Linked DNA regions of Homo sapiens: region 2 is linked to region 1. The links are chromatin contacts, found by Hi-C or POLR2A ChIA-PET in ENCODE. All regions are on one chromosome and are shown on one strand. The core of a region is the stretch at or near the end of the contact, and the rest is flanking DNA. Distances in the headings are between cores, read along the strand shown. Region 1 holds the start of HDLBP (high density lipoprotein binding protein). Region 2 holds the start of GPR35 (G protein-coupled receptor 35).

Region 1 (3,003 bases), core at 177-2,676:
CAAAAAATCAAAATATAAACCTAAGCACTACGTTTCATCCAGTGTTTCAGCATCCCAGATTTGCTTCCCTAAATGAACATTAAGCTTATTATGCAATGTGCCGCTACCAGGAGCCTTAGACAAAACCCTAATTGTGACTTAACCTATCTTAATAGGGTTTTAAGGAAGTTAGCTGCTAAGAAAGTGACTATCCTTAAGCAGACACCAAATAAATGTGAAGTCATTGATTGAGGGCTTAGGGTATAGGTAGCTATGAATCTGAGGACATAAAACGCAAAACTGAGGGGCAAATCGTCATGTTCCTTAAGATTACGACTCATCCACATTCCTTCAGCCGTTTAATTTCACCATAATAGGCACTGTTTAATAAGCAAAGCCCAAGTCGACTTCCTTCGATTTTACATGGCGTCCAAACACCATGTCAAGTCTGACCCTCTCATTTTTTAAGTCGAATGGAGAGGATATGTAGCAGCTAGCCTTGAGCACCTAACCACTTTTCAAAGGAGCTACGCACAAAAATACCCTAGCAACATGCCACGGTGTCAGAAAGGCTCAGGTTCCCAACACCATGCGGGTCAGCCATTAGGAACTCAGGAAGTGTTTCCTCTAAGCGGGGGAAACCTAGGAAGGCTTCCTGAACGAGGGGTATTTGCGCCAAGCCTTGACGTGAGTCTCGAACAGTTGCAGTGCCTCCAGGCCACGCGGGAGGGAGGAAAGGACACCCCGGGCCGGGGCACAACCCGCGGGCCGGAGCCGCCCGCGCCCATCCCGCTCAGGCCGCAGCCAGGCACGGCACCCTCCCGTCCCCGAGCCACGTCGCTGCTCGTGGGCTCGCGGAGCACTCCCCAGGTCTCACCTCGGGCCCCACACCAGAAGGAGAAAGCTAGGGGCCGCGCCAGCTCCGCCCTCCCCCGCGGGGCGGCGGGCCCCAGCCCGGGCACAGGAAGGCCACGTCCCCGGGGAGGGACGCCCGACTCGATGGTCTGCGCAGGGCCCGTCGGCCCCACGTGACGTGCGCGCAGCCAATCCCAGAGAGGCCCCCCGATCATCGAGACGGCGGCGGTGGTGGGCTAGACGAGTTTCGCGCGGCCGCTCGCCGTCCCCCGCCCAGTCGTACTCGGCGCCCCAGCTCGGTGCTGCCGCCATCTTCTTGGAGGACAGGAGGAGAGGCGAAGGCTCCCCCTCCCCGTGATCGCTCCGCACTCCCGCCACCACCTGCCCTCCCGCGACCGCCTCTCTCCTCCTCAGTGGGCACTTGTCTCCTTCTAACAAACGGCCTTCCCCCCACTCCAGTTACCCACCGCAAGGCGAAGATTCTCATTACCTGTTCCACTCTTATAAGCATAAGAAAACCGAGCTCATAAGGTAGGAACTGTGGCGAAACAGGGACAAGCCGCCATCTTGGTAAAGGAGAAGAGGCTACGCTTGACCTCCCCCCCCACCCCCAGCCTCTATATGGCCAACTGCCGTGGGAGGAGCACGGCGCTTGCGCAGAGGCGGACAACGCGGACGACTCTGGGCTTGCGCACTCGGAAGCCGGCCGCATGGGGGAGGGGAAGAAGGCCAGGTCGCACTGAGCCAGGAAGCAGTTGGCAAAGGGGCGGGGTGACGCGGTGACGCAATCCGCCTGCGCGCTGGGCGGGGCGGGGCGGGCTGGGGCGGGCTGTGAGCGGACCGCGAGCGCTGGGCGGGTCCGCGGCGCGGTCGGTCGGCGCCTGTTCTCGGGCTGTTTGGCGGGTGAGTGTCTCGCCGGTGTACCCCGCACAAGTTGTGGGCCGGCCCTCCCGAGGAGCTGCGGGGGACGCGCCGCTCGTCCCATACTCTCGGGCGGTGGTCGGCTGGCTCTGGGGTGCCGGCGGGGCGGTGTGGGGGAGGGGCGGCCGAGCCCAGGCTCTTCGGCACTTATCGTGGGCTCCCCCGTCCCGGGCGGTCCTAGTGCCGGCGACAGTGGCTCCGACACGGGCAGGCCCGGGCGCGGGAGTGGGGATTCCGGTGACCCCTTGTTGACCCTGCGGGAATTCCTCTGCACTGTCGTCGGTGCTGGGCCTCGGGGCGTCGAGTGCGGTCGAGGTCGGGAGGTTTGGTGCTTGGAGGGAGGATACAGGTTTAGGCCCGACAAACACTTAGAGCTTGTGTGGCCATCTTGTCTTTCTAACGGTGCCATTTCCTCCCTGAGGCGTGGAGGACTGGCCAGCCCCCAAACCTCCAAGCCCATCGGCTGGATGCCGTGGATAAGCGAGGGGAGAGCGACTAGGCCCTGTCTGCGGGTACCTTCGGCGAGGAGAGGCGACGAAGGTCTGCACCAGCGAGGCACGGACAGGCAGCAGGGGGTAGGGTATAGGGTTGGAGGCCGCCGAGTTGGCCCGGGGATGAGGAGCAAACCTGTGGCTTCCGTGGTCTCAGTGGAGTCCCAACTGTGACCTGGCCTACTGGCCCAGACAAACCTGGCTTGCTTTTTTACCTTTTCGGTCTAATTCTTGTCAGTGCCACCAGACCTTGTCCTCTCTCCACGGAAACACACGAACCAACTACACTGAACTTCTTGTAGTTCAAACTTCTGCACCTTTGGCCATTGCCCAAACTCTTAAATCTGGCTACTTCCCACCTTAACTGCCTTCTCCTTACCTAGTCTGTGCTTGTGGGATTCCGCCCAAATTAGATTTCCTCCAGACAGGCTTAGGTGTTTACCTGATGTTCCAGATGGTATTTGTCCAGTGGACTATTGGTGCTGTGAGGGCAGGGCACATGTTGTCACCCATACTCATTGCCTCGGTTGGTGTCTAGCACCTAGTAGGTTCTCAAATACTTTTTGAATCACAGTGCCTGCCGATATATTTAATGTTTCAAAATAGTTCTGCCGTCATAAAGAAAAACATCATGGTGTAGGGGTCATGAAAGCTGATTCTTGATACTTCTGATTTGAGCCTCATTGTTTTCAGTGATTTTTGATAGCTCCCATTAATGGGTTCTTTGCACCACCCAGCATCCTAACTCATGATGTGT
Region 2 (3,003 bases), core at 373-2,872, 690 kb before region 1:
GTGGGGCTTCCCTTCCAGTGTGTGAGGAGCACAGGTGCCAGGCCACGTCAGGGAGGCCAGGCCTGGTGGGGACGGGGTGCCCCAGGCCACTGCTGGGGAGGAGTGATGCCCAGCAGAGGGGGCACGGTGGAGTTCATGGCTGGCCTGGTGGTGGGGGGGGTGGGGGAGCTCTGCAGGGCCCTGGCTCTGGTGGGCTGGGTAGGCCTGCTTGGGGCACCATCTGATCTGCCAGAGGTGGAAGGAGCACTCCTGGGAGATGCCGTGCCCTGCACCTCCAGTCCCTGCTTGACGGCGGCCGGGCTTGGACTGATCAGGTGCCGTGCCTTCTGCTGACCCCAGAGGCCAGACCCTGTGGCCAGAGTGAGGGATGGATGAAATCCCAAATCTGAGCCTCCTGCCCGAGGATGAGGCCCCTCTCCAATGAACATCATGGCCCATGGAGACTGGGCAGGGAACCCAAGGGCGCACACTGGGGACTGGGCCTGGAGGGACAGCCGGGGAAGCAGGAGGAAGGGCAGGAAGGACAGCAGGAGGAAGCAGGAAGAAAGGGACAGGAACCAGGCCCGGGATGACAGCAGAGAAGGACCAATGCCCAGCCAGGGCTTCCTCACGTGCCTCTGGGTAGAGAGCCCTGGTCTGGCTCAGGAGGCCCAGGCACTGGTCTCAGACCTGCCACCACCTGTGTGACGCTGGGCCAAGCGCTTCCCTTCCCTGGGCGTCCGTTTCCACCGCTGTAAAGTGGGGAGGGGTGAAACTGAAGCTCTCCCCAGCCTATCCCAGCCGTTGAGGAGGGAGAGGCTGTGGTCAGGGGCTGTGGGGCCCACGTTGAGGAGACGAGGCTCCTGCCCTCAGGGTGGACAGGGCCCAGGAAGGGGGTGCTCTGCACCATGGGGGCGCAGCCTGGGCCTACGGGCTCCCCCACCATGAGCTCAGAAGGAAGATGTCCGCTGAGGAGTTGGGGGCCAGGGAGAATATTCTAGACCAGATAGGGGTGGTCTGGGTAGGCTTCTGAGGGGGTGGGCTTGGAGGAGGGGCCGGTGGCCAAGTCGGGGGGAAGCAGGGGAGGAGCCAGCCTGCCTGCGTGTGCCTCTCACCTGTGTGCATTGGCGTGTGCATGTGTGTGTGCATGTGTGCCAGCGTGTGTGTGTGTATTGGAAGGCGCCCACGGAGCGTGTCTGCATGAACCAGGATGAGTGTGCGTGCTGCACCCTGTCTTGGGGCTGGGCATGAGGCGCTGGGGAGGGCGAGCTGACCGCAGACCCTGGGAGGGCTGGGCCCTGGGAAGGTTTCCGAGATGACAGGGCAGAAGTGGGCTGGGGAGGAGGAAGGCTCCGTGGGCGGGGCTGGAGCGTCTCTGGTTTTGCTGTCTGTCTCTCACGCTGTTTCCAGAACAAATGTGTGCCCTCAGCAAGGATGCTGGCTCTTCAGAGGTGTCAGCACAGGCAGCCGGCACCCCACTTCCCTCCCAGAAATCCCCCACGCCCTCTAGCTGGGGCTGGTGCAGGAGCAGTGGGGAACTCCTGTTACCCCTGACCTGCTGCCGTCAGTCAGCCGCCCGCCCCCCCACCTTAAGGAGGGGCAGAGTCAGGGACCAGCCCTGAGGGGTGGCTCACCCCAGCTTCACTTCCCCCAGCCCTTCTCAGACAGCCACTGTGCAGGCTTTGGCAGCGGGGGTCACACACTCCACCCGGGAGGCCAAAGCTGCCTGCAGGTCAGTGCCGCCCACTGCCCTAGGGGCCTCCCAGCGGGGCAGGGGCATGGTGGGGGTCTCAGAGTGGGGTGAGGCTGTGATGGGGTCTCAGAGCAGGGTGAGGCTATGATGGGGTCTCAGAGTGGGGTGAGGCTGTGACGGGGGTTCTCAGAGCGAGGTGAGGCTGTGACAGGGTCTCAGAGCGGGGTGAGGCTGTGATGGGGGTCTCAGAGCAGGGTGAGGCTGTGATGGGGTCTCAGAGTGGGGTGAGGCTGTGATGGGTGTCTCAGAGTGGGGTGAGGCTGTGATGGGTGTCTCAGAGTGGGGTGAGGCTGTGATGGGGGTCTCAGAGTGGGGTGAGGCTCTGATGGGGTCTCAGAGTGGGGTGAGGCTGTGATGGGTTCTCAGAGCAGGGTGAGGCTGTGATGGGTTCTCAGAGCAGGGTGAGGCTGTGATGGGGTCTCAGAGTGGGGTGAGGCTGTGATGGGGTCTCAGAGTGGGGTGAGGCTGTGATGGGGGTCTCAGAGTGGGGTGAGGCTGTGACGGGGTCTCAGAGCGGGGTGAGGCTGTGATGGGGGTCTCAGAGCGGGGTGAGGCTGTGATGGGGGTCTCAGAGCGGGGTGAGGCTGTGATGGGGTCTCAGAGCGGGGTGAGGCTGTGACGGGGTCTCAGAGTGGGGTGAGGCTGTGATGGGGGTCTCAGAGTGGGGTGAGGCTGTGATGGGGGTCTCAGAGCGGGGTGAGGCTGTGATGGGGTCTCAGAGCGGGGTGAGGCTGTGACGGGGTCTCAGAGTGGGGTGAGGCTGTGACGGGGTCTCAGAGTGGGGTGAGGCTCTGATGGGGTCTCAGAGTGGGGTGAGGCTGTGATGGGGTCTCAGAGTGGGGTGAGGCTGTGATGGGGAGTCTCAGTGAGGTGAGGCTGTGTTGGGGTCTCAGGTGGGCTGAGGCTGTTGGGGTCTCAGGGGTGGCTGAGGCTGATGAAGACTTGGAGCCTGTGTCTGGGTAGCAGCTTGTTGGAGTGTGGGATGTGACATTTAAAAACAAGAATGAAGAATACCCCGTGCTGTGGCCCCGAGGTGAGCAGCTACTTTGGTGAACTCGTGTCACTCACAGCCCCATCCTGGGTCCTGGGGTGTGGTGTGCTGTGTGGGGCCCAGGCCCAGTGGGGTCACAGGTACGGGGGACTCTGGTGCCTGGGCCACAGGGATCTGCACCTCACTGCGTGCCCCCACGTCTTCAGCAGTGGTTGGGGCCTGTGGTCTCAATCCCAGGCCAGCCAGGCACTCTGGGGTCTGGGCGGGTCCCGGGTCCAGA

What was found. Hi-C counts contacts between places; a loop is a spot of excess contacts on that map. ChIA-PET counts read pairs that join two places held with the same protein, here RNA polymerase II (POLR2A). Pooled maps may share reads with other maps.
Region 2: a loop to region 1 is called in a pooled map, with 10 times the contacts of the local background. The contact joins the promoter of GPR35 here to the promoter of HDLBP in region 1. A Hi-C loop is called at or near these places in 2 of 37 single-sample maps with no recorded cell type and 6 of 50 pooled maps. POLR2A ChIA-PET finds 5 or more read pairs at or near these places in 1 of 52 experiments (activated naive CD8-positive, alpha-beta T cell).

What each region holds. Positions count from the first base shown.
Region 1 is chr2:241,314,246-241,317,248 of GRCh38, forward strand. HDLBP (high density lipoprotein binding protein) reads right to left here and starts at 1,427. Exons shown (of 28, transcript NM_005336.6): 1 at 1,325-1,427. SEPTIN2 (septin 2) reads left to right here and starts at 1,680. Exons shown (of 13, transcript NM_004404.5): 1 at 1,680-1,737. RefSeq lists enhancers at 403-452, 1,333-1,382, 1,403-1,502, 1,428-2,152, 2,143-2,202 and 1 more and silencers at 683-1,062, 1,603-1,952.
Region 2 is chr2:240,623,858-240,626,860 of GRCh38, forward strand. It overlaps GPR35 (G protein-coupled receptor 35), which reads left to right and starts at 1,623. Exons shown (of 2, transcript NM_005301.5): 1 at 1,623-1,711. RefSeq lists enhancers at 820-969, 1,577-2,083.